Linked DNA regions of Mus musculus: all the other regions are linked to region 2. Evidence: chromatin loops called from intact Hi-C (ENCODE). Cell type or tissue: gastrocnemius. All regions are shown on one strand.

The links. Peaks named below come from ENCODE experiments on the same cell type or tissue, not always from the same donor. Only the 100,000 strongest peaks of a DNase experiment are listed, where the experiment ranks them.
Region 1: it touches region 2 in a loop (5-fold over the local background); 22 of 42 quality-filtered maps call a loop at or near these places.
Region 3: it touches region 2 in a loop (5-fold over the local background); 30 of 42 quality-filtered maps call a loop at or near these places.

What each region holds. Positions count from the first base shown.
Region 1 is chr10:63,304,397-63,312,396 of GRCm38, forward strand. Herc4 (hect domain and RLD 4) reads left to right here. Exons shown (of 25, transcript NM_026101.4): 17 at 1,952-2,050; 18 at 3,346-3,513; 19 at 3,911-4,054; 20 at 7,071-7,237; 21 at 7,452-7,518. Among named protein-coding and RNA genes, the nearest start is that of Sirt1, 31 kb to the right of the region's middle. In gastrocnemius, CTCF peaks have their summits at 4,342 (motif pointing right), 4,802 (motif pointing left) and 5,914 (motif pointing left); DNase peaks (open chromatin) are centred at 4,370 and 4,787; H3K27ac peaks cover 445 bases.
Region 2 is chr10:63,149,808-63,157,807 of GRCm38, forward strand. Mypn (myopalladin) reads right to left here. Exons shown (of 20, transcript NM_182992.2): 7 at 2,988-3,129; 8 at 216-239. Among named protein-coding and RNA genes, the nearest start is that of Mypn, 50 kb to the right of the region's middle. In gastrocnemius, CTCF peaks have their summits at 3,965 and 6,734 (motif pointing left); a DNase peak (open chromatin) is centred at 3,973; H3K4me3 peaks cover 569 bases; H3K27ac peaks cover 4,024 bases.
Region 3 is chr10:63,374,223-63,382,222 of GRCm38, forward strand. No RefSeq gene overlaps it. Among named protein-coding and RNA genes, the nearest start is that of Dnajc12, 8.3 kb to the right of the region's middle. In gastrocnemius, a CTCF peak has its summit at 3,462; DNase peaks (open chromatin) are centred at 3,436 and 7,923; H3K4me3 peaks cover 890 bases; H3K27ac peaks cover 717 bases.

The DNA of each region.
Region 1 (8,000 bases), 150 kb after region 2:
AGAATATTACAGAAGTGAAATGATCTATTTTTTAAACTAATAATTGATACTCAGATTGTTGTTGTTTCCCCTTAGTACATAAAGCTATGGCACTCTGACCTGACAGTGGGCGGCCGTGCTTTCCTTGTCAGACCTGGGGGATTGCTACTTCCTCTGTGTTACGCTGCTTGGTGGTCTTTTGCTTTGTTTTGGCTTATTGAGTATGATTTTCCCAGTACTTGAACTAATGAACATTGGTTAGGTCACATTACATAATTATTGCTTGTTTGCTTCCTCAGTAAGTATCATATAAAACTATGAACGGATGGGGCTAGTATCAGACACAGCTCAGTGCTAGAGTTCTTGCTGTCATGCACAAGGCTCTGTACACAACCCCCAGCGGTGTAAGACTTTGTGTTTGGGGGAGAGGAAATGAAAACACTGTTTGAAAACATGGTCAGGGCTTAGACTGACTTGAAATGTTGTTTGCACCTTCCCTGTAGGAACTAAACCAGCATTTCTCAACGTGTGGGTCAAAACTGACCCTGACACAGGGGTTGCCTAAAATTATTGGAAATATCAGAGAATTTCCATTGCAGTTCCTAACAGTAACAAAACTGTGGTTATGAAGCAGTAAAAATAACTATGTTTGGGGGTCACCATAACATGAGCAGCTATATTAAAGGGTCACAGCATTAGGAGGGTTGAAACCACTGAGCTAAACATATCCATAGTAATGACGGATAGAAACGAAGAGTGAGGGGCTGGTGAGATGGCTCAGCGGTTAAGAGCACTGACTGGCTCTTCCGAAGGTCCCGAGTTCAAATCCCAGCCACCACATGGTGGCTCACAACCATCCATAATGAGATCCGATGCCCTCTTCTGGGGTGTCTGAAGACAGCTAAAGTGTACTTACATATAATAATAAATAAATAAATCTTGAAAAAAAAAGAAAAAAAGAAATGAAGAGTGAGGAATGTGGAGGTGGTTCAGTGGGTGAAGGTATCTGCCACTGGACCCACATGTTGGAAGGAGAGAAGAGCTACTACACTGTCCTCTGACCTCCATGCACGCGTATGGCATGTATGCACTCACAGAAGCACAGAAAGATTTAAATGGCTCAGCAGACAAAGGCACCTGCTGCCAAACCTAACAACCTAGGTTCAGTCCCTAGGACCCACCTGATAGAAGGAAAGAATTCCCCTCTGACCTCCACATAGGTGCCATGTATGATACCAGGATGCCTGCATAATTACATACTCATACAACATAGATTTTTCTGCTGAGCATGGTGAGACGCTTTTAATTCCAGCACTCAGGAGTCAGAGGCAGGTGGTTCTCTTAAATTCTGGGCCAGCCTTGATTACATAGTTCCAGGACAACCAGAGCTGTGTAGGTAGACCCCGTCTCAATCCAAAAGAAACAGAAATCACCTGGGGAGTACTATTTCAGTACCGTCTTTACGTTAAATTCAGTTGTGGTACACACTGTTGTTCCAGTGAAGGTACAAATTCAAGAGTTTGTAGCCATCCTGGGCTCAAAATACAAAGGGCTGGGATATAATTCAGCAATTGAGCACTTACCTAACATTCTCTTTTTTTGTTTGTTTGTTTTTTTTTTCAAGACAAGGTTTCTCTGTATAGCCCTGTCTGTCCTGGAACTCACTGTAGACCAGGCTGGCCTCAAACTCAGAAATCCGCCTGCCTCTGCCTCCCAAGTGCTTGGATTAAAGGCGTGTGCCACCACGCTCGGCTCAGTGGTCACATCTTATCTAATGCCATGACCCTTCGATACCTAACTTGCCTAACATTCTCAAAGCCTTGAGTTCACTAGCAAGCTGAATGAAAATCCTGTAGTCAAAAATGAATGTTCTTGAAAATTTCTAACCATACCTGTGAATGAACAAGAGTGTGATAATCATCTTTACCAAAAGTGACAGCACCCACACACCAGTTCATTTCTTTATTTCCAGTTGGCAGATATCCCGGTGACAATTTGTACATATCCATTTGTATTTGATGCCCAGGCAAAAACTACTCTGCTCCAGACAGATGCAGTCTTGCAGATGCAGGTAAGTGCTGTGCAATGGTCCTTTGATTTAGGGATGTTGTAAAAAACTGTCTCTGTGCTGCTGGGTTTTGGTTTTTTGTTTTTGTTTTTTAAGTATTTGAAACACTGGTGATAATACTAATGTGGGGACGCCATTGTAGACTGTCATTTGCATAATAATGCCTCGTGGAGCTGTGAGAATTGCTACATGAAACATACAAACATGAAAGCTGCTTAGTTAACAAGGAGCTGTCATAAAAATAGAGTAGCAGCCTTTATTCATGTTAAACCTTCAAAAATGATGAACCCCCTTTGTTATATATAATAAGTCCATCTTTCCAAACAATTTAATCAGGTTCACTATTACAGGTTAGATTGTTTCAGAAGCCTGGCTCCACTCTGCCCTTTAATTACATATGTGAGAAAAGATGGCAGGAACTAGAGGTGAGATAAAAAGTTCAATGTGGGAGCAGAGGCAATTCATCACTTAAATGAAAAGAGTTTGAAATTGCTCTGAGCCTGGCATGGTGACACACATGATTAATCTCAGCTCTGTGAGTTCAGAGGCCAGCCTGGTCTATATAGCAAGGTCTAAAACAGCCCGGACTACAGAGGCCCTAGCTCAGAAAAGGAAGGAAGGAAGGAAGGAAGGAAGGAAGGAAGGAAGGCAGGCAGGCAGGCAGGCAGGCAGGCAGGCAGGGACAGGAAATTACCTTGAGGTTGGTCATAGGTCATATATATTGGTGGTGGGGCTGGGATGTTTTATGGGGAGGGATACATACATATATATATATATATATATGTATGTATATACATATACGCACACTTATTTTATATATGTGTGATATCACAGTGAAACTCATGACTTTATGTTAGTTATAAATAAATTAACTAGGTATGGTGATGCTTGCATGTGATCCCAGCCCTCGTCTAGCAATCGGAAACTTCCAAGGGAAAGCGTTTAATTGGGGACTTGGTTACAGTTGTAGAGGGTGAGTCACCACGGCAGAAAGACAGCAGTGGCACGGGAGCAATTGCTCCAGAGTTTTGTATCCTAATCTGCAGGCAGAAGTGGCTGGGCCTGATGTGGGCTTTTGAGACCTCAAAGCTCATGTTCCATGACATGCGTCCTCCAACAAGACCACACCTCATAATCCTTCCTGAGTAGCCCACCACCGGGAACTCAGTACTCAATACATGAGCTTATGGGGCTTATTCACATTCAGACCTCCACACTCAGCTTCACAGCACAGTTAGGTTAAATAAGACTGCCTAAAAGTAAAATAAAAGTCTGATTTGTGTTTGTTTGTTTTCTAGATGGCCATTGACCAGGCCCACAGGCAGAATGTCTCCTCTCTTTTTCTCCCAGTGATCGAGTCTGTGAATCCTTGCTTAATTCTAGTTGTTCGCAGAGAGAATATTGTAGGAGATGCGATGGAAGTCCTCAGGAAAACCAAGAATATAGATTATAAAAAGCCACTCAAGGTAAGCAAGCACTCCACATAAATTGGGACTTCTCTGTAAAAGCTGTTCTAGGGTGTGTGTGTGTACGTGTGTATTTGAAACACTTTGTGGTTTGTTTGTTTTTTTTAATTACAGATTTACTTCATTCTCTGTTTTGCTTATGTGTATGTACAGTATGTACAAGCCAGAGAGAGGGTTAGATCCTGTGTAATTGTAAGTGGGCGCTGGGAACCAAACCTGGGTCATCTGCAAGAGCAACAAGTGCTTCTGGCCACTGAGTCATATAAATTATATCTTTAACTTTTGAAATTATAGGTTGCTGAGATTCATTAGCAGTGAATAGCTCGTTCACAGGTCTCTGAGATGTAATCTTTTGGTTCTTCATGGTCTATTCAGTGTTCACATCACCCTGTTTTAGGTTATATTTGTTGGAGAAGATGCTGTTGATGCAGGAGGTGTTCGCAAAGAATTTTTCTTGCTTATCATGAGGGAATTGTTGGATCCTAAATACGGCATGTTTCGATATTATGAAGATTCCAGGCTCATTTGGTTTTCAGATAAGGTAATATGCCCGTCTACCACAATTATCTCTTTAGATCTTTGTTTCTAACATATTCTAGTCAGACAGAGGTCTGTTTTATTACAGCTTGAAATTAGGAACTTTTAGACATTGTCAAAACACAGTCTTGTGTTTTACACATTTCAAATTAAAATAAATTGAAGAACAGTCAGCTTTAAAATAATTTTCCTTCTGAGTGTGTGGAAAATTTCATGGTGATTACTGTCTTAGCCTCTCTTCTGGAGAGAACTTAGCATTAGAGATCACTGACCGCTTGTAATTCAGATTCAGGGCCAGTAGACGGTAGCAGTGAGCCAGATCTTCCTTCCCAGCACATATTTGGATCCAGGAAGCCACCTGTTGGATACTACTGCTTTGACACGTGTGCATGGGAGACAGCTGATAGTTACTAGGACCCCGTGTTCAGTTAAGACTAAGATGTTACCAGCTGGTCCTTTACAGAAAATGTTTGGATTCTATTTTGTAAAAAAATTTCTGAGTCGCCTATGTTATAAATATATAAGATTTCTTTATATGTACATTTAGTCTTTTTGAAGGCTGTCTTGTATCGGGATAGCAGCTATTGATGTTCAGTACTTAGGGTAATTCCTAAGGGCAACAAACTACTGCACTGGAATTATACTGTCTTGGGTGCTTGGATAGAGAGAGAAATAGCTCAGCCTTATTGTTAGGCATCCAGCTCATGGGCCTGTCCCAGTGTTCGCTGGCGCCCTCCAGTGGCCGCAGCCTAGGTCTTGGTCTTGTGTTTTCTATCTGTTGCAGTTCTCTTTACTAATGCCCATCCACATTGTCCTGTCTATTGAGGGCGTCAGGTGTTCTTGCCTGGGCTCTTGTCAAGCATCCTCAGCACTATGCAGTTCTCCAAAATGGTCAAGACTTTAAAATACAGCCAAACAATAGCACCAATATTATGATGTACATGAAAGTAAATACACTTTAAGTTATTGCGTAATTTATTTCATCTTTAAGTTATAGTGAGTAGAGATAAAACTAATGATGTTTGCTGTCATTTGAAATAGTTGAACTCTATTAATTTGATTATTATAGTTAGTTTATCAATGTGTACATGTTTAAGTTAAGGGATTTTTGGATTTGTTATTTTAGTATAATTTAATTTTATAAGTATAAAATGTTTGCATAATTGTAAATCAGACTTACAGAAAAAGACACATTGGAAGACGCCCCGCTTGCTGTCATTCTCTCCTTCCTTATTTACAACTGCTTTTGTGTTTTCTTGTTTTATTTTTCTTTATTTTTGAAATGGGGTCTCTCTATGTAGCCCTGGCTATTCTGGAACTCTATGTAGACCAGAATGGACTTAAACTCACAGAGATCCCCTGCTTCTGCCAGTGTGTGCCACCACCCCTGCCGAGTTCCTGATTCTCTTAGTTTAGCCTCCCTAGTTGCCAGGATCATGGGTGAGCCACCATAACTTGAATGTATGTTGTCGGGTTTTGTTTTCCTTTGTTAGGCTTGAGACTTGGTCTCACTATGTACCTCTAAGTAACCTGGAGCTCCCTGTGTAAACCAGACTGGACTCCAGCTCACAGGTCCCCTGCTTCTTCCTGAGCGCTGGAATTAAAGGCATGGTCTAGCTCTCTCAGCCTCGGTTGAAAAAAAATTACTGTTTTAAGGGTTGTGTTTATAGCTCATTTGGAATAAAGCAAATGTCTTAGAAGCATAAAGACTTGAATTTGATCCCCAACATCCATCCACTTGAAAAGCTTGGCATAAGGGCTATGGAAAGATGGCTCAAGGGTTAAGTAATACTGGCTGCTATTCCTGAGGTCCTGAGTTCAATTCCCACATGGCCACTCACAACTGTCGTAGTCCCATGGGATCCAGTGCCCTCTTCTGGTGAGTAGATCTATATGCAGACATAACACCCATATTCATAAAATAAATCTTTATTCCCCCCTCCCACCAAAAAAATCGTGGCATAGTCAGGCTACTGTGACTCACACCTGTAATCCTAGCACTTGAGAGTTGAGTCTCAGGACAGCTTAGGCTACATCTAAAATTCAGTTTTAGGCCAGGCCTTGCCTCAGGAAAAAAACACAACAGAAAGCTAGGCAAGGAGGTATGTATGTGTAACCCCCTGCTGGGAAGGCAGAGTCCAAGCAGATCTCCGGGCACTGGCCAGACAGTCTAGACTCATTGCTGAGCTCCAGGCCAGTGAAAGGCCGAATTTCAAAGGAGGTGGCTAGCTTTCTTGATGATACCCAGGGTTGTCTTGCACATGTATATGCACACATATACACACACCAAGAACAAATTTTCTTTTCTTTTTTTTATTTAGATTTTTCTTATTGGATATTTTCTTTATTTACATTTCAAATGTTATCCCCTTTCCTAGTCCCCCCCACCCCCCAAACCCATCAGATTTTCTTTAAAGGTTATTTTGCTTTTGTTGTCTGTCAGCCATCATCTCATTCCCACCCATCCTGGGTGTCAGACTCAGGGCCATGTCCATAATACACAGCCTAACAGCCCACATTTAGTATTTAACGACACGGAGGTGCTTTTGTTTCTGGGGGGAAAAGTCAGTTATGAAACTATATATGTGTCTGTAATCTTGATAGTTCTGGAACTGGCTATATATACCATACTGGCCTTGAACTAACAGAGATCCTCCTGCCTCTGCCTCCCAAAAGCCACAATCCTTAAAACAGTAAATTTTTGGTGTTGTTTTTTGTTTTTAAATTCAAGGCTGAGAGTGATGGAGCATGCCTTTAATTTCCAGCGCTAAGGATTTAAGTTAAGTAATCCCACTCGCCGCTAATAGACAAGTTTCTAAAAAGAAAGTGCATTGCCTGGGACTGTGCCAAATGATGTTCATGCTGTGGAGATGGCAATAGGAGTGAGCTTCTTTCTCATTGGTTGATTTTTCTGTGTAGTCGATTTTTTTTTCTACTGTAGAAAATAAGTTTTTGTACTAAAAAAATCAAGGTTTAGCTTGCAAGACAAGTCTTTCACTTTTTTCTTCTCTGTGTTTTAGACATTTGAAGACAGTGATTTGTTCCACTTGATCGGTGTTATCTGTGGATTAGCAATTTATAATTTTACCATTGTGGACCTCCATTTCCCTTTGGCTTTATATAAGAAACTGCTGAAAAGGAAGCCGTCCCTGGATGATCTGAAAGAGCTGATGCCAGCCGTCGGGAGGTCAGTGGTTGGAAAGTGCCGAGGAGGGCTTGAGGCTGAGAGGAGAGGACTGCACACGAGGCTTGCCTGCTGGAGACAGCCGTGGCTTCCTTGTCTGTGCTAACGGGTTCAGGACAGCCCAGTGTGTGCTGACTCATGAGCAGAGCTGTCAGTAAGAACATACGTTTTACTGTAAAGACGCACTCGGTTTGGTTTTGTTCTGTTCTGTTTGCAGAAGCATGCAGCAATTGCTGGACTATCCAGAAGATGACATAGAGGAAACATTTTGTCTAAACTTTACGGTAAGATGAGCAGGAGCTTGGCCTCGGTTAGGATTTCTCGTTCCATAGAGCAAATGCTTTTTGTTGTTTACCAAGACAGGGTTTCTTTGTAGCCCTGACTGGCCTGTAAATTGCTCTGTAGACCAGGTTGCCCTCTAACTCAAGGAGATCTGCCTGCCTCTGCCACCAATGCAGTTTTTTAAATGTATATTAAAATGTATACATTTAAGCCAGGCGTGGTGGCGCACGCCTTTAATCCCAGCACTCGGGAGGCAGAGGCAGGTGGATTTCTGAGTTCGAGGCCAGCCTGGTCTACAAAGTGAGTTCCAGGACAGCCAGGGCTATACAGAGAAACCCTGTCTCGAAAAATCAAAAATAAATAAATAAATAAATAAATAAAATGTATACATTTAAGATGGATATTATATGGTGTCTTAGTCAGGGTTTCTATTCCTGCACAAACATCATGACCAAGAAGCAAGTTGGGGAGGAAAGGGTTTTTT
Region 2 (8,000 bases):
GATTCATATCAGATAATGAATTGATATGCAAATTTGAATGTGCTCCACCCACCATCCACCCCTGCCCACTTCTGCAATAACAGTTAGAGTTCATTCAGATCTTTCTGGAAATTTTTATTTTCACTTTGTCTCGACACTAGAGTAACTGCAACGTATTCCCATGTATGTGTGTCTCAAACCACATATGAATGAGTTAAAGGTGAGATGATCTTTACCTGGTTCTGCCATGGATCGAGGTTCTAAAAGAAGAAAAAAACAAATGGCTGTGAGCATTGGTTGGCTGAGAAGCTACATTTCCACAAGAAGCTTTCGGCAGAACCCCAGTGTCTTGCTCACTTGGGGGCGAAGTGATAAGGACAATCTGTCAAGGTTGTGAACTGACCCAGGTACCAGTGACCTCAAGAAGGCTACAGAGGGGCAGCTGGACAGGAGCACACCTGGGTTAACACAGTGAACAATAAGCTTCAGGCCCCCAGGCAAGGAAGAGTGCCAGAGGAGGTGAGATTCAGAAGGACTAGCCTCTATCTATCATCTATCTATCTATCTATCTATCTATCTATCTATCTATCTATCCATCCATCTATCCATGTATGTATATATGTATATATGTATCTATCTATCTATCCATGTATGTATTATGTATGTATGTATGTATCTATCTATCTATCTACCCACCCATGTATGTATATATGTATGTATGTATGTATCTATCCATGTATGTATTATGTATGTATGTATGTATCTATCTATCTATCTACCCACCCATGTATGTATATATGTATGTATGTATGTATCTATCTATCTATCTATCTATCTATCCATCTATCTACCCACCCATGTATGTATATATATATATATATGTATGTATGTATGTATCCATGTATCTATCTATCTATCTATCCATTCATGTACATGTGTATCCATCCATCCATCCATCCATCCATGTATCTATCCATCTATCCATCTATCTATCTATCTATCCATCCATCCATGAATGTATGTATGTATGTATCCATCCAACCATCATCTGTTATGTGCATTCCACAGCATTCATGTGGCGGTCAGAGGACAATATTCAGGAGTCGGCTCTTTCCTTCCATCATGTGGATCTTGGAATCAAACTTGTATCTTAAGGCTTGAAGGCAAGAGCCTCTCTACCTGCTGAACCATCTCACCAGCCCTTGACTTTCTTTACCTAGAAGAAAGCTCATGACATTTGAGAAATATTCCTCCTCGGCTCTGGGCTCTCAAGTGCCTATAAAATGTAGCGTCTTCCTTCTATAAGTTTGTAAACATAAGAGCCTTGGGACATTCCAAAGATTCCTTGAAGGCAGCAAGTTCATTATCCTAAAATTGTTTGGTTTTCCTCAAAGTGCCTACCACAAATTACGGGTGTTCCATATACATTTATCCAATTTCAGGCATTCAATAAATAGCTGTACATATCCCACCCACCTTCTACACAATACACAGAACTCTGAAGTATTTTTCCTTTCTCAGTTAGATGGTATTCAGAATTCTTGCTGTTGTTGCCACCATGCATGTGGAGACTGGAGGAAAGATTGCCAGGAGTCAATGCTCTGCTCGCTCCATTTGGGTCTAGGGATATAGGCAGGCACCCTTATCCACTGAGCCATCTCACTTCCACTGAGCCATCTCACTGGCCCATGGCTTAGACTAGTTTTAAAGGTAACAAAACATATATATATATATCTTAGTGGTAGAGCTCTTGTCTGACATGCAGATCCTGGGTTCAATCTCTAGCACTGCAAGAAAGAAAAAAAATTATAATGGCTGGCAAAATGGCTCAGTGGGTAAAGGCACTTGTCGCCAAGGCCGATTGCCTGATTTCTATCAGCAGGAACCACACAGTGAAAGTGGAGCATCTGCAAGCTGTCCTCCAGCCTCACAGGTGTGCTCTATACATGTATCCAAACATACAGACACAATAAATACATGTAACTAAATTTTAAAATAATACATAAAACTAAGAACAATATAGCAATATGAAAAGATGTCTACAAATTCTGATGGTAAAAAAATCAATTATATTTGGGTGTGGTGGTACATGCTTTTAGTATTAACACTTGAGAGGAAGAGGCAGGGGAATCTCTTATGTTCTACACAATCCCAGGTCAGCCAGAGCTACACATTAAGACCTTGTCTCAAAATGCAAAATCAATTACAAAAAAAGACTGATTTTTAAAAAAGATTTATTTATTTATTATATATAAGTACACCATAGCTGTCTTCAGACACTCCAGAAGAGGGAGTCAGACATCATTACAGATGGTTGTGAGACACCATGTGGTTGCTGGGATTTGAACTCAGAACCTTTGGAAGAGCAGTTAGGGCTCTTAACCACTGAGCCATCTTTTCAGCCCCTGATCTTTTTTAAATTAAAAATATGTATGGAGAAATCTTGGAGAATATATACCAATATACTAATACAATTTATCTTAGGAGACATTCTTTAGTTTAGTTTTGTTTCTGAGAAAGGGCTTTTCTGTGTAGACCTGGCTGTCCTGGAACTCACTGTAGAGACCAGGCTGCCCTCAAACTCTGAGATCAACCTGACTGTGCCTCCTGAGTACTGGGATCAAAGGTGTGTGCCACCATGCCCAGCCTTAGGAGACATTCTTACAAGTGATTTTTATGTTAGTTTAAGAAATTTGAACAGATCTTTTATACATATGGACATTTTTGCCTATATTTATGTCTGTGTACAACATGCTTGCAGTACCCACAGAGACCAAAAGAGAGTGACAGATCTCCTGGAACTAGACTTATAGACAGTTGTGAGTCTCCAACTATGTCCTCTGGAGGAGCAGCCAATGCTCTTAACTGTTAAGCCATTTCTCCAACCTCTTTATATCAGCTTTTTTAAAAAAAACATATATTTAATTTGTTTTTAAAAAACATAAGAACAGACCTATATGAAACCCTTATTTTTAAAGAGTAAAACTATCAGAAAAGCATCAACTTACTCTTCTGTAAGATCCTGAAGTCGGGAGAGTCTTCTATTAATGTCCCTTCTCTGTACCACTCGACTTTCGGAGATGGGGCCCCTTTCACTCTGCACTCAAAGACAACCAGCTGCCCCTCAGAGGCTGACAAGTTCTGCAGCATCTGGGTGAGAGAGAAGTACCGCTATAACCTATGCACTTGGGGACCACACCCCACTCCTGGTTGTTAGGGAGGCCCTCTCCACCCTTGGATTTCTTTCCACAGCTTCTATGTCTCTGGCAGCTTTACCCCAAATATAACACCATCCAACCCTCCCAAGGTTCTTTCCTCATTATTATTCCTCTTTTAAAGATGTATTTAAATGTTTGTTTGTTTATTGTTTGTTTGTTTTATGTATGAGTACACTGTTACTCTCTACAGACTCACCAGAAGAGGGCATTGGATCCCATTATAGATGGTTATAAGCCACCGTGTGGTTGCTGGGATTTGAACTCAGGACCTCTGGAAGAGCAGTCACTGCTCTTCACCTCTGAGCCAGCCACCACCTCCTCATTGTTCTTCTTTATCTCCATTTTGGTGCTAATCAAATTTATTAACTATTAGGTAAGAGTAAAGGAGTTTTTTTAAAACTAATTTCTGCTATTATTTGCTAGTTTTCTTTATTTCTTTACTCATTCACTCCTATAATTTGTGATTTTTTTAAAAACATTTCTTGTCTAACTTATTGTATTTGTCATTGCTCTGACACATTCACAACCCTTGTCTAGTGATGGGGGAACCACCCCCCGCAAACAGCTATGAGCGGTGCCTTACACAAAATAAACACAAACCTACTTACAAATATTACAAAGTAAGGTGGTTTTGGTCACCTGAACAGTTTGCAAGCATGAGTTTTGTAGGTGACAAGGTCTTGCCCCAGTGTCCAAAGGTTGAACTCTGGCTTAATGCATACTTCTGTTGACTCTTAATTCAGAGGTGTCTGTGAATTGGCATCATGATAGCCAGGGGGCGCTGTAGTTCAATGTCAGTATTTTCTTCTTCATAGAGTCCCAAATTTATTTGCTGAAATCATTCGTGACCCAAACAACAGAGTGGTTTCTGAATTGATAAAAGAGCTATTGGACTGAAAAGTCCAGTCATCCCTCACTTCCCCTAGGAAGCAGGCAACATCCATGAGTCACTGTATGCCGTGCTCTTCCCTGACCTCTGAGACAATTCTGCACTCAAAGTCGCCTTTGGGGCCTACGGAAACCTTCAGTGGCAGTCAGAAATCTCTCTGGAATTAATGGAGTTTATATTCCTTCTGAGGCAAACAGGTTAGAAAATAAATCAACTGTCCCCAGTAAAAAGAATAGTGGCAGAAGGGTTTGTACAATTGATATATGGCACGAATTAAAATGGATCTATACAGAATGAAGTCAATCTATACTATACGTTCTAACATGGCTTGTGACTCAGTTCATTTGCTAAGCCGGTCTTCAGCAGAGGGTCTGTGAAACCCTTTTGCAGAAGGACCCTCTTGAGAGGCTGTGTCACAGCTGAGAGAAGCCCCGTCTCATTTTGGTTGTAATTTTTTTCATTTGACAATGAAAGCGGAGACCTGTGATCTATTTGAGAGGTCAGCCAAGACACCCGCAGTGCTACTGTGTACAGAGTAGGCCTGCTAATGTCTACGGTAGGAGGTAGAAGTTCTTCCTAGCAGGGGTCAATACCCAGAAGGGAAGAGTCCAAGGGTGATCTCACAAGCCACTTAGAAATAGTTGCTGAGAGTCAAAGCCATTATTGTTGCAAATTGTAGGGTTTTTTTGTTTGTTTGTTTGTTTGTTTGTTTTGTCTTTTTCTTCCCCGTCTCTGCTACCCCTTGTCTTTTTCTTAAACGTTTATTGGCATCATTTTTTTATTTTTAATTACGTGTATATGTGTATGCTTCTGTAAGTTTATGTGGATGAAGTGGCTTCTGAGGCCAAAAGAAGGCACCAGGGCCTCCTGGAGCTGGAGTTACAAGCTGTGGTGAGCTGCCTGGTGTAGTCCTCTGAACTCTGGTCCTGTAAAGCAGTTCAGACTCTTTACTGCCGAGCCTTTCCTTCAGCCCCACAGCTGAGCCATCTTGCTGGCGCTGTTTTGATTTTGTTTTTTAGAATAAAGTGGCCTTGTTAGGTAGCTGAGGATGACCTTGAACTCTTGATTCTCCCGCCTCCATCTCCTGAGGGCTGAGAATCAGAGGCGTGCACCACTAGGCCTGGTAAATCCAAGGTCTTCTACAAAGTCTCATAAAGAGATGTGTCTACTCACACATAGAGATTAGTTAGGTAAGCCATTAGGGCATGGTGTGGATGATGCTGCTTTAGTCAGGGCAGTAGACCCCAGGCATCCTCTGATGCTGTGATGCTGATGTGGATTATACAATGTGTCTCCCTAAACAGTCGATACAATGTATCTCCCTAAACATTCACATGTTAGAAGCTTCTTCCCTCAGGTGACAGTGTTAAGAGGTAGTGAGACCATCAAGAGGCGACTTGAGAGGTCGTTACTGGCTCCTTTTCTCTTCCTTTCTTTTTTTTTTTTTTCCAAACGAACTTTTATGTATGGTGTTCGCCTGTGTGTGTATGTCTGGAGAGCACAGATCTATGCCTGGTGCTCAGGGAGGCCAGAGGAGGGTGCTGGATCCTCCTCTAGAGCTGGAGCTATGGATGGTTGTGAGCCGTTGTGTGGGAGCTGGAGACAGGGCACAGGTCCTCTGGAAAAGCAGCAAGTGCTCTTAACCACCGAGCCATCTCTCCAGTCCCTTCTTTTTTTCTTTTAAAACCCTGTCTCTCTGCATGATTCTCTTCCTATTCTCCGCCACAAGATCATCACCAGAGCTAAGGCAATACCACTGTTAGACCCTTGAAATGCCAAACCTCTTAGGTACACAAACCTCTTTCCTGTATAAAGGACCCAGCCTTTGGTATTCCATTGTAGGAGCAAAACCCAAACAAATACACACAAGGAGCACAGACTTGGCTGCGTTCATTTCATTTCAGTCAAGCTAAATGAGACAGTCCCCAACTGAGGAAGCCCAAGTTAATCTTTATTGGAAATTATGGATCTGAAATAAAGTCACTATAGTCCAAAGTCCTCATTCCTCTGAGGTCAAAACAATGGTCAAAGTGCAAATCTTCGGTTTGTTTTTGTTTTTGTTTTTTTGTTTTTTGTCACCACAGAGTTTGAGTTCATTCATTACACACCCGACAGTCTGGAGAGTCTCTGTGACCAGGCAGCCCTGAGCCCTTTGTCCCTGCTCTTCCTGAAGATATTCCAAGAATGGAAGCATTTAATGCAGAAGAGATTTGGAAACATGCCTGCTTTGCCCTGCCTGATAGCAGCAGTGCTGTAAATGGGTGTTCCTGCTTAGTGGATCTTGCCTGGCAGGCTCAACGCAAAGATGCCTTCACAAACAGCTTTTCAGCCAGGCATAGTGACACCCTTTAACCCCAGCACTTGGGAGGCAGAGGCAGTTGTATCTCTGTGAGTTTGAGGCCAGCCTGGTCTATGTAGTGAATTCTAGGGCAACCAGAGCTATATAGTGAGACTCTGTTTTTAAAAGCAATCAAACAAACAAGCACCCAGCCAACAAAACAAAACAGTAACAGAAATAGCATCTCTCTTATTGGTTAAAATACATTATCAGTTAGGAGCACTTGTTCTTGCAGAGAACTAAAGCTTGATTCCCAGTATCCACATTGTGACTCACAATTGTCTCTAGCTCCAGTTCTAGGGAGTCTGCTGCCCTCTTCTGGCCTCCTTGGATGCAGGTATGGATGGAGTGCACATACATATATACAGATAAAATACAAAACACTCATCTGCATAAGATAAAATATTTTTACGTATAGCTCCAAGGTTCATGTTGTTATTTATCTTTTTAAATCCAGATGTTTCAGTCTCTTTAGGCATGAAGCACAGAAATGTGTGTAGTGCCTTAGGCTGTAGTTGGTCCAAAAAAAAGAGCTTAGTGATATAAACCAATGGGAGATGTCGAGAGGGCTCAGCAGGCAAAGGTGCTTGCCACTAAGCCTGAGGATATGAGTTTGATTCCAGGACCTACATGGTGGGAGGAGAAAACAGATTCTCATAAGTTGTCCTCTGACTGCCACACTTGTGCTATGACAGTTTGGTTGTCATGGGTGGCCCGGGCTAAGGATGCAGAAAAGTCTCTGGAACTGGTGGGCTGGGAAGAGGGATGGTGAAGCCTTGAGAAATCTGGATCTGGCCACTGGCCCAGTTATTTCAGGGTTTCCTGCCTCTGCTGTTATATAATGTAGGGCTCTTCAAATTCTCCCTTCCCCTGCCCCCTTTCGATCTTCAAGTTACTGCTGAAGCCGCCAGAGCTAGGGCTGAGGCAGCCTTGAAAGCCAGCCAGGGCAGCTGCTGTTGAGTGGGAGGTGACAGGAGCAAGATTCTAATTTGGTCACCTCCCTCCCTCCACACTCAAGACGTGTGAGTGCTGTTCTCTTCCTAAGTAGAGTGAAATGTTTTTGATGTTGCAAAGAGGAGGAGGAAGGGTGGTCTAGCTCCATACACAGAGTGTTTCAAAACACAGGAAGGGTGCTGAGATGGCTCAAAGGGAAAGGGTACTTGTTGCCGAGGCTGAAACCTCAATCCCATCCCTGAAACCTACAGGGTAGAGGGACAGTCCATGCCAAAGAAGTGAATACATGTGAAAAATAGAAACAAGGCATAGAGGGTGGGCTGAGGATGTAACTCTGTTGGTAGAGAGGTTGCCTAGCAGGTACAAAGGCCTGGGTTGAATTCCCAGCAGCTGCATAAAAGCAGGTGTGCTCACGGATACATTGTAACCCTGGTACTCAGCAGGTGGAAGCAAGACCAGGAGTTCAAAGTCGTCCACTGCTACTTAGAGAGTTTGAGGTCAGCCTGAGGCTTTGCCTACACCGACAACAAAGCAGGGGCTAGGGATGTAGCTCAGTGGCAGAGCACTTACCCAGCATTCACAAGCACATGGTCATCTCACAACAAGCCAACCAATGGCACCG
Region 3 (8,000 bases), 220 kb after region 2:
GTGCTGATATTGTATACCCAGCAATCTCAGATCAATAACCTAATCCTTCTAAGAACATGTACGGCTCTTGCTGAGACCTGAGTTCGGTCCTCATCGCTCATAGGGGCAGTTTGCAACCACCTGCATCACCAGTTGGGGGCCTATCACTATGTAGTCCCAGCAGGCTTGAAATCTTGATGTCTTAGACATCAAGAACAGGACAGACTGATGAACAGAGAGCAGGAAATGGGCCCCCAGACCTTAGCACAATTTGACTCCATGATGGAAGTACCACTCAGGCCATGAAACTCAGCATATAGACAGCACCACCTGCCAAGCATCTCCTGCTGGAGAGATGGCTCAGAGGTTAAGAGCACCAACTGCTCTTCTAGAGGTCCCGAGTTCAAATCCCAGCAACCACATGGTGGCTCATAACCATCTCTAATAGGGTCTGATGCCCTCTTCTGTGTCTGAAGAGAGCAATGGTGTACTGGTATACATTAAATAAATCTTAAAAAAAGAAAGAAAGAAAAAGAAAGACCTAATCCATCAAAGTTCATAGTTCTGGGCAAGTCTCTCTGAACTAACCTTGCTTTTAGACTTTTGTAGCTCCTTTCTGGCCAATTGTTCTTGCTAACTGAAGTGTGCCAACAACCCAGGATATGGGTTTTGTATTGAAAAGCTCTCCCTGAGGAAGGCTCAGGAATACTGCGATCCTGCACACCTAGTATAGTCGCCAGCTGCCTAATTAAGTCTTGCTTTTAGTTTAAACTCAAGCATGAGGAGTCTTCTCTGGTGGCTACCCCACACAAGAGGGTGGCAAGAGATAAAATCATGGAGAAGGGCTGGAGTTGGGGCTCAGCAGCGAAAAGCCTTGGCTGTTCTTGATTAGCTGGGTTCCGTTCCCGGCACCTACCATAGCTTACAACTGTCTGTAACTCCTGTTCCAGGAGATCTGACACCTTCATACAGACACGCACGCAGGCAAAACACTACTGTACATAAAATAAAATAAAAATAAATAAAAAAATCATGGAAGAAATTAAAGGAGACTAAGATATAATCAGTCAAACAGAAAATTGGCTCCTTGAAAGAACAAGATCAATAAATCCCTAGCCAAACTAAAAGAGTTTATAATTATATAATTCATTACGTTAATGATATAATTATTAGTAAAATACGAAGTGAAAAGTTACAACAGATTCCAACGAACACTGTTTCTAATACAGTGGTTCTCAACTTGTAGGTTGCAAAATGACCCTTTCACAGGGGTCACCTGAGACCATCAGAAAACATAGATATTTACATTATGATTCATAACAGTAGCAAAACTGCAGTTATGAAGTAGCAAGGGAAATAATTTTATGGTCGGGGTCACCACAGCATGAGGAACTGTCTTAAAGAGTTGCGGCATTAGGAAGGGTGAGAACCTTCTAGAGGATCCTTAGGGGTCATCTGAAAATGTATATATTCCCAAAACCAGGAAAAGAGCTGGACAGGGTGGTGAAAGCTTGTAACAGTCACACGTGGGAGGTGGGGGCAAGATCAAAAGTTCTAGGCCATCACAGGCTACACAGCCAGCTTGAGGCCAACCTCGTCTACATAATGAGTTCCAAGCCATCCAGGGATATAGTGAGACTCTGTCTCCATTTTGTGTGTACGTGTGTGTGTGTGTGTGTGTGTGTGTATGTGTATTTCACTCTGTAAAATTTATTTTTTTATAAAAAATGTGTAACACCAGAACCTGCTTCTAAACTGACTTAATTAGGAACCCATTCTCTTATAGGATATACATTGGCACTGAAACAAAACAAACAAAACAAAACAAAAACAAAAACAAAAACAAAAAAGACTGTCTCAAGTTTTGTTTTGTTTTGGTTTGGTTTGGTTTTGGTTTTGGTTTTGGTTTTTCGAGGCAGGGTTTCTCTGTGTAGCCCTGGCTGTCCTGGAACTCACTCTGTAGACCAGGCTGGCCTCGAATTCAGAAATCCGCCTGCCTCTGCCTCCTGAGTGCTGGGATTAAAGGCGTGTGCCACCACGCCCAGCATGTCTCAAGTTTTAAATAATTAAAAAAAAAATGAGCGTGTGAGAATCGGGCAGTGGTGGCGCACATCTTTAATCCCAGCACTAGGGAAGCAGGAGGCAGGTGGATCTCTGAGTTTGAGGTCAGCCTTGTGGGCACCGTGAGTTCCAGGACAGCCAGGGCTACACAGAGAAACTCTGTCTTGAAAAACAAAACAAAACAAAAAAAGAATCCAGGAGCACCTGCCCAAGGGTGGCCTCACCCGCAGTGGGCTAAGCCTACTCAGATCAATCACTAAGAAAATGCTCCTGGGGCTGGTGAGATGACTCAGCGGGTAAGAACACTGACTGTTCTATCAAAGGTCCTGAGTTCAAATCCCAGCAACCACATGGTGGCTCACAACCACCCATAATGATAGTTGTCACCCTCTTCTGGTGCATCTGAAGTCAGCTACAGTGTACTTACGTATAATAATAAATAAATCTTAAAAAAAAAAAAAAAAAAAGAAAGAAAGAAAAAGAAAATGCTCCTACAGGCTTGCCTATAGCCCAGTCTTATGGAGGCATTTCTGAACAGGGGTACCCTCCTCTCTAATGTCTCTAGATTGTGGCTAAGTGGGCTGGCAAGCCTGAGACCCACCAGTGTTCTAACCCTGGACCCCACAAAGCGGAGGGAGGGAACTGGCTGGTGCAAGCTGTCCTTTGACATCACAAGCATTCACCAGGACTCACACATGCTCACAGAGAAACAAACAAGTCATGAAGCCACCCCTGCTCCACAGTCTGTTATCAGAGGCTGGGCATGGTGGTGTGTCTTTAATTCTAGCACCCAGAGTTAGAGTCAGGCAGATCTCTGTGAATTGGAAGCCATCCTGGTCTACAAAGCAAATACCAGGACAGCCAGAGCTACACAGAGGAAACCCTGTCTTGTTAAGCAAAAAAAAAAAAAAAAAAAATATCTGTTATCAGACTTGGCTGCAAGCTCCTTTGCTGGCTGAACCATCTCACAGCACTTTTCTTTTTCTTCTTTTTCTTTTTCTTTTTCTTTTCTTTATTCTCTAGACAGAGACTTAGACTGTAGCCCAGGCTTTCCCTGACCTCATGACAACACCTCTTGCCTCAGCTCCTGAGTGCTAGGCTTATATATTTCTTCCATATATATATTTCTTTCATATGTATATATTTAAAGAAAAAAGGAGGGGGAATGAGGATTAAAAAAATGGCAGTTGGGGACTGGAGAGATGGCTCAGAGGTTAAGAGCCCGACTGCTCTTCTGAAGGTCCTGAGTTCAAATCGCAGCAACCACATGGTGTCTCACAACCATCTGTAAAGAGATCGGACGCCCTCTTCTGGTGCGTCTGAAGACAGCTACAGTGTACTTACATATAATAATAAATAAATATTAAAAAAAAAATGGCAGTAGGAATCGGCCGCAGAGCTTGCCAATTCCTTTGGCTTTAGTCCCTCTAGTGGTCATTCTGAGGTACTGTTGGTGAGCGCGTCAAAACACAAAAATCCTGTAACAGCTCAGAGGTAGAGGGTGTTGGTTACATGCCTTTAATCTCAGCACTTGGAGGTGGAGGCAGGAGGATTAGAACCTCAAAGTCATCCCTGATTACATAGTGAATTCAAGGCTAGCCTGGGCTATGTCTGTCTCAAAACTACAACACTCTCCACAACCACCCCTCAGACAAAACAAAACAAATCAACATTTCCAAGCTTTGCACCGTCATTCAACACCCCTTGTGTAGATGGATGGTAAACTGAGGCATGAGGCTACACAGCTGGTGAGTTGTCTGGGGTCTGAAGACCACATGCTTCCTTCTCCCTGTCAGTACCGAGGGCTGAACCAAGGGCCTCCAGTATGTAACACAGTATATCACCCTAGAAGCTTGGAATTTTATGTAAAAAAAAACCTCCCAATTTAAAAATAGTGTCAATAGCTGGGTGGTGTTAGCACATACCTTTAAGATTTATTTATTTATTATATGTAAGTACACTGTTGCTGTCTTCAGACACACCAGAAGAGGGCGTCAGATCTCATTACGGATGGTTGTGAGCCACCATGTGGTTGCTGGAACTCGAACTCAGGACCTTTGGAAGAGCAGTCAGTGTTCTTACCTGCTGAGCCATCTCACCAGCCCAGCATGTACCTTTAATGCCAGCACTCAGGAGGCAGAGACATGTGGGTGTCTGTGAGTTCAAGGCTGCCCTGGTCTACAGGGCAAGTTCTAAGACAGTCAGGGCTACTCAGAAAAACTCTGCTTTGTATCTAAAATTCATGATTGCTTAGACTCATGGTTTGCTCTATCTTATTTGACACATGGGTAAGAGATTCAGTCTCTTTTTATACTCCCTTTTTTTGAGATGGTCTCACTATGTAGCCCTTGCTGGCCTCAAACTCAGAGAGATCCACCCACCTCTGCCTCAGAGTACTGGGATTAAAGGTGTGCACCACCACCTGGCTATCAATTCTTTTTATACCTCCACGCTGTCTAGAAACTTTTGCTCAACCAGGAATGAGATCGTGAACACTGTTCTCTATTTAAAGTTCACTTCCTTCTGCCAAACCCTTACCTGGCAAGCTCGAGCCCATACAGACTCATCTGTGCACACCCTTGGAGGCCAGAAGAGGACATCAGGTCCCTTGGGATTGGGATTTACAGATAGTTATGAGATGCCATGTTGGGGGTGGGGGTTGAACCCAGGACTTCTGGAAAAGCAGCAGACAGTGCTCTTAACCATTGAGCCATCTCTTCAGCCCCTGAATGTGTGTGTGTGTGTGTGTGTGTGTGTGTGTGTGTGTGTACATATGGTAGATATGTAAGCTGGGAGTTAGATACAGACTGAGACAATCTTATTAAGACTGTTCATTTTGAGCACATGGTGAGTCCAGACAGTAAGGAGTCCACGTGACCTATTTATGCTCCTGTGGCCCAATCAGAGAGTTGCTCTTTCATTTGGGGAGGGGCCATAAGTGCGCTGTGACTAGCTCACAACCCATCATGGACCCATCCTTACTACCTATGGGCAACTTAACTCCTGTCTCAAATGCAATGGATTCTGGGATTGTCCACAGAGTATGAGGCCCAAGACCTTGGAAGTATTCATTAATATTTCCTAATAGATTGATATCACTGCCCAGGTGACACCTGCTGCTTGTGGAACCAAGGGGAGCTTTAATCATGCCAGACTCCACCCCGAGACTCCTTTTTAATTAGTCTAGAGGAGAGCCCATTGTATTGAAGTTTGCCAACAATTACACAACTTTGAAGTGATTCCAAATGCTGACAAAGGGCTGGCGTGTAGGTCAGTGTGAGGTGTGCTATTAGCAAGGCATTGGGCTTAATTCCCACCCTGGGGGGTAAAAGAGAGGATAAACCAAGAAACACTTAAACACTCCAATGGTTTGTTCTGATAGGAACAACGACGGAGTATGTTCCCCCTGAGAACCCACCATCATGGGGGTGTTTGGCCACCCTTCATGAACCACATGTTAAGTCTCAACTTGCAAGCTTTGTCCTAGCAACTTCATCACATAGTTCTGAGCACCTTTAACTCCAGTTCCGGGGGATCGAACATCCTTCTCTGGCTTCCTTGTACATCTGCATGCACATGGTGAGTATATATTCACACACAAACACACACACACACACACACACACACACACACACACACACCACACACATACACACACATACATACACACACATACACACACATACACACACATACACATATACACACACATACAAACATCCACACACATAAACACACATACACACAAACAGATACACACATACACACACCACACACACAAACACACACACACCACACACACACATACACATACATACACACACACACACGCAAACATCCACACACATAAACACACACACAAACAGATACACATATCCACACACACACATCCACACACATACACATACATACACATACATAAACACATATATACACACATCCACACACATACATACACACATACATACACACATACACATATACACACACATACAAACATCCACACACATACAAACATCCACACACATAAATACACACACACGCAAACAGATACACACACCACACACACATACACACACATACATACACATACACATACATACACATACATAAACACATATATATATACACATCCACACACATCCACATACATCCACACACATAAACACACACACACACACACACACACACACACACACACACACACACACCAGGGATTTGGGCATCTTATGCTAGGACTATACATTGAATTGAAACCCAGTTGCAGTGTAGCCAGACTTCTATACCTAGAGCATTTTCAAATCTGAGAATCATTCTGGTCCACTACCCTCCTTCATAAATCAAAGAAGCACGAGTTTTAAGGAATCAGTGAAGCCGTGGATTTGATCCCTAGCATCACATAAACTACACACTGGTTTGCTTGATAGTAGGGATTACATTACGTGATTACACCTGTAATCCCAGCACTCAGGAGGTCGAGGCAAGATTAAGCATTCAAGGCCCTCCTTGACTCTGTGCTGAGGCAGTTTAGGATAAGTAGGACTGTACCTAAAAAGGAAGAGATGGCCAGCACTTAAAAGCACGAGCTACTCTTACAGAGGACCCAGATTTATTTCCTAGCACCCATATTATGGCTCACAACCATTAACCTCAGGTCCAGGGGATCCTACACCCTCTTCCAGCCTCTGTGGGCACTGCATGCAGATGGTACAGAGACATGCAGGCAAAACGTTCATTCACATAAAATACAAGTAAGTCTTTAAAAAACTGTAGAAACTGGGTGATATTGGCATGTGACTTTAAGCCCAGCACTCAGGAGACAAGAGGCAGGTGGACCTGTGAGTTCAAGACCAGATTGTTCCTTGATAGCCAGGGCTGTTACACAGCAAAACCCTCACAAAAAACAAAACAAAACAAAACAAAAAACTCCCAAAAGACCCCAAAACCCAAACTGAAAGAAAAGAACATAAAAGAAAAGAAAAAAAGAAAGAAAGGAAGGTAGGAAGAGAGAAAGAAAAAAAATGAATACCCATGGGTCAATTAAGGCATACCAGTTGGTGAGGCTGGAGAGTGAATTAAGAGCTCTTTCTTGTTGCTCTTGCAGAGGACCGGGTTCAATTCCCAGCCCCTATATAGCAGCTCATAGCTGGCTATATCTTCAGCCCTAAGGGGATCCCACAGCCTCTTTTGACTTTTTCAGGCAAAACATGTATACATTTAAAATAATATAAAACAAAACTGGGGTTGGGGGTGGATCTCAGTCGTAGAGCACTGTGGGATGGCTGAGGTCCGGGATCAGCCTTCAGTCACACACACCCAAGCACCGCTCCCCCTCAACCTAACGTTTTAGAACAGCTAGGTAGTGGTACATGCCCTGCTTCCGCACCCTTAACACCGTTTCGTTCCGTACTCCGTACCTAACCGTGGCATCAGCTGCTTTCACCGTCGCCCTGGTTATAAGTTGCTACTGTGGCAGCCCCCGGAGATGGAGTTGTCGCTTGGTTGGTAGGATATGCGTAGCGCTGGAATGCCTGGGTTCCGCCCCTAGCATAAATCCCTAAAGGTGGCACAGACTTGTAATCCCAGTATTGAGGATCATCCTGTGCTACACAGTGAGCTCTAGGCCAGCGTAGGCTATGCGAGACCAGTCTCCAAAACAACCAAACCACACAGAGAAATGACAACGACAACCAAACAGCTTTGAAGAATTATATATATAACTTTTCCTTTGATAGATCCTGCTCTTGGACACTGGTAACTTTGGCAGCAGAACGGAAAGGGATTGTGTCCCATTTTATAGGTGGAGGGATGGAAAGGGGGCAGTTAAAATCTGCTCGCTTCCCACTGGATTTCAGGCCAGAATGGATCAGCAAGGTCCTGAGAACTCAGTGGTGGGGACCAAGTCGGATTCAGACTAATATCACAGAACGTTGGACATGGCTCAGATTGTAAGAGTGCTT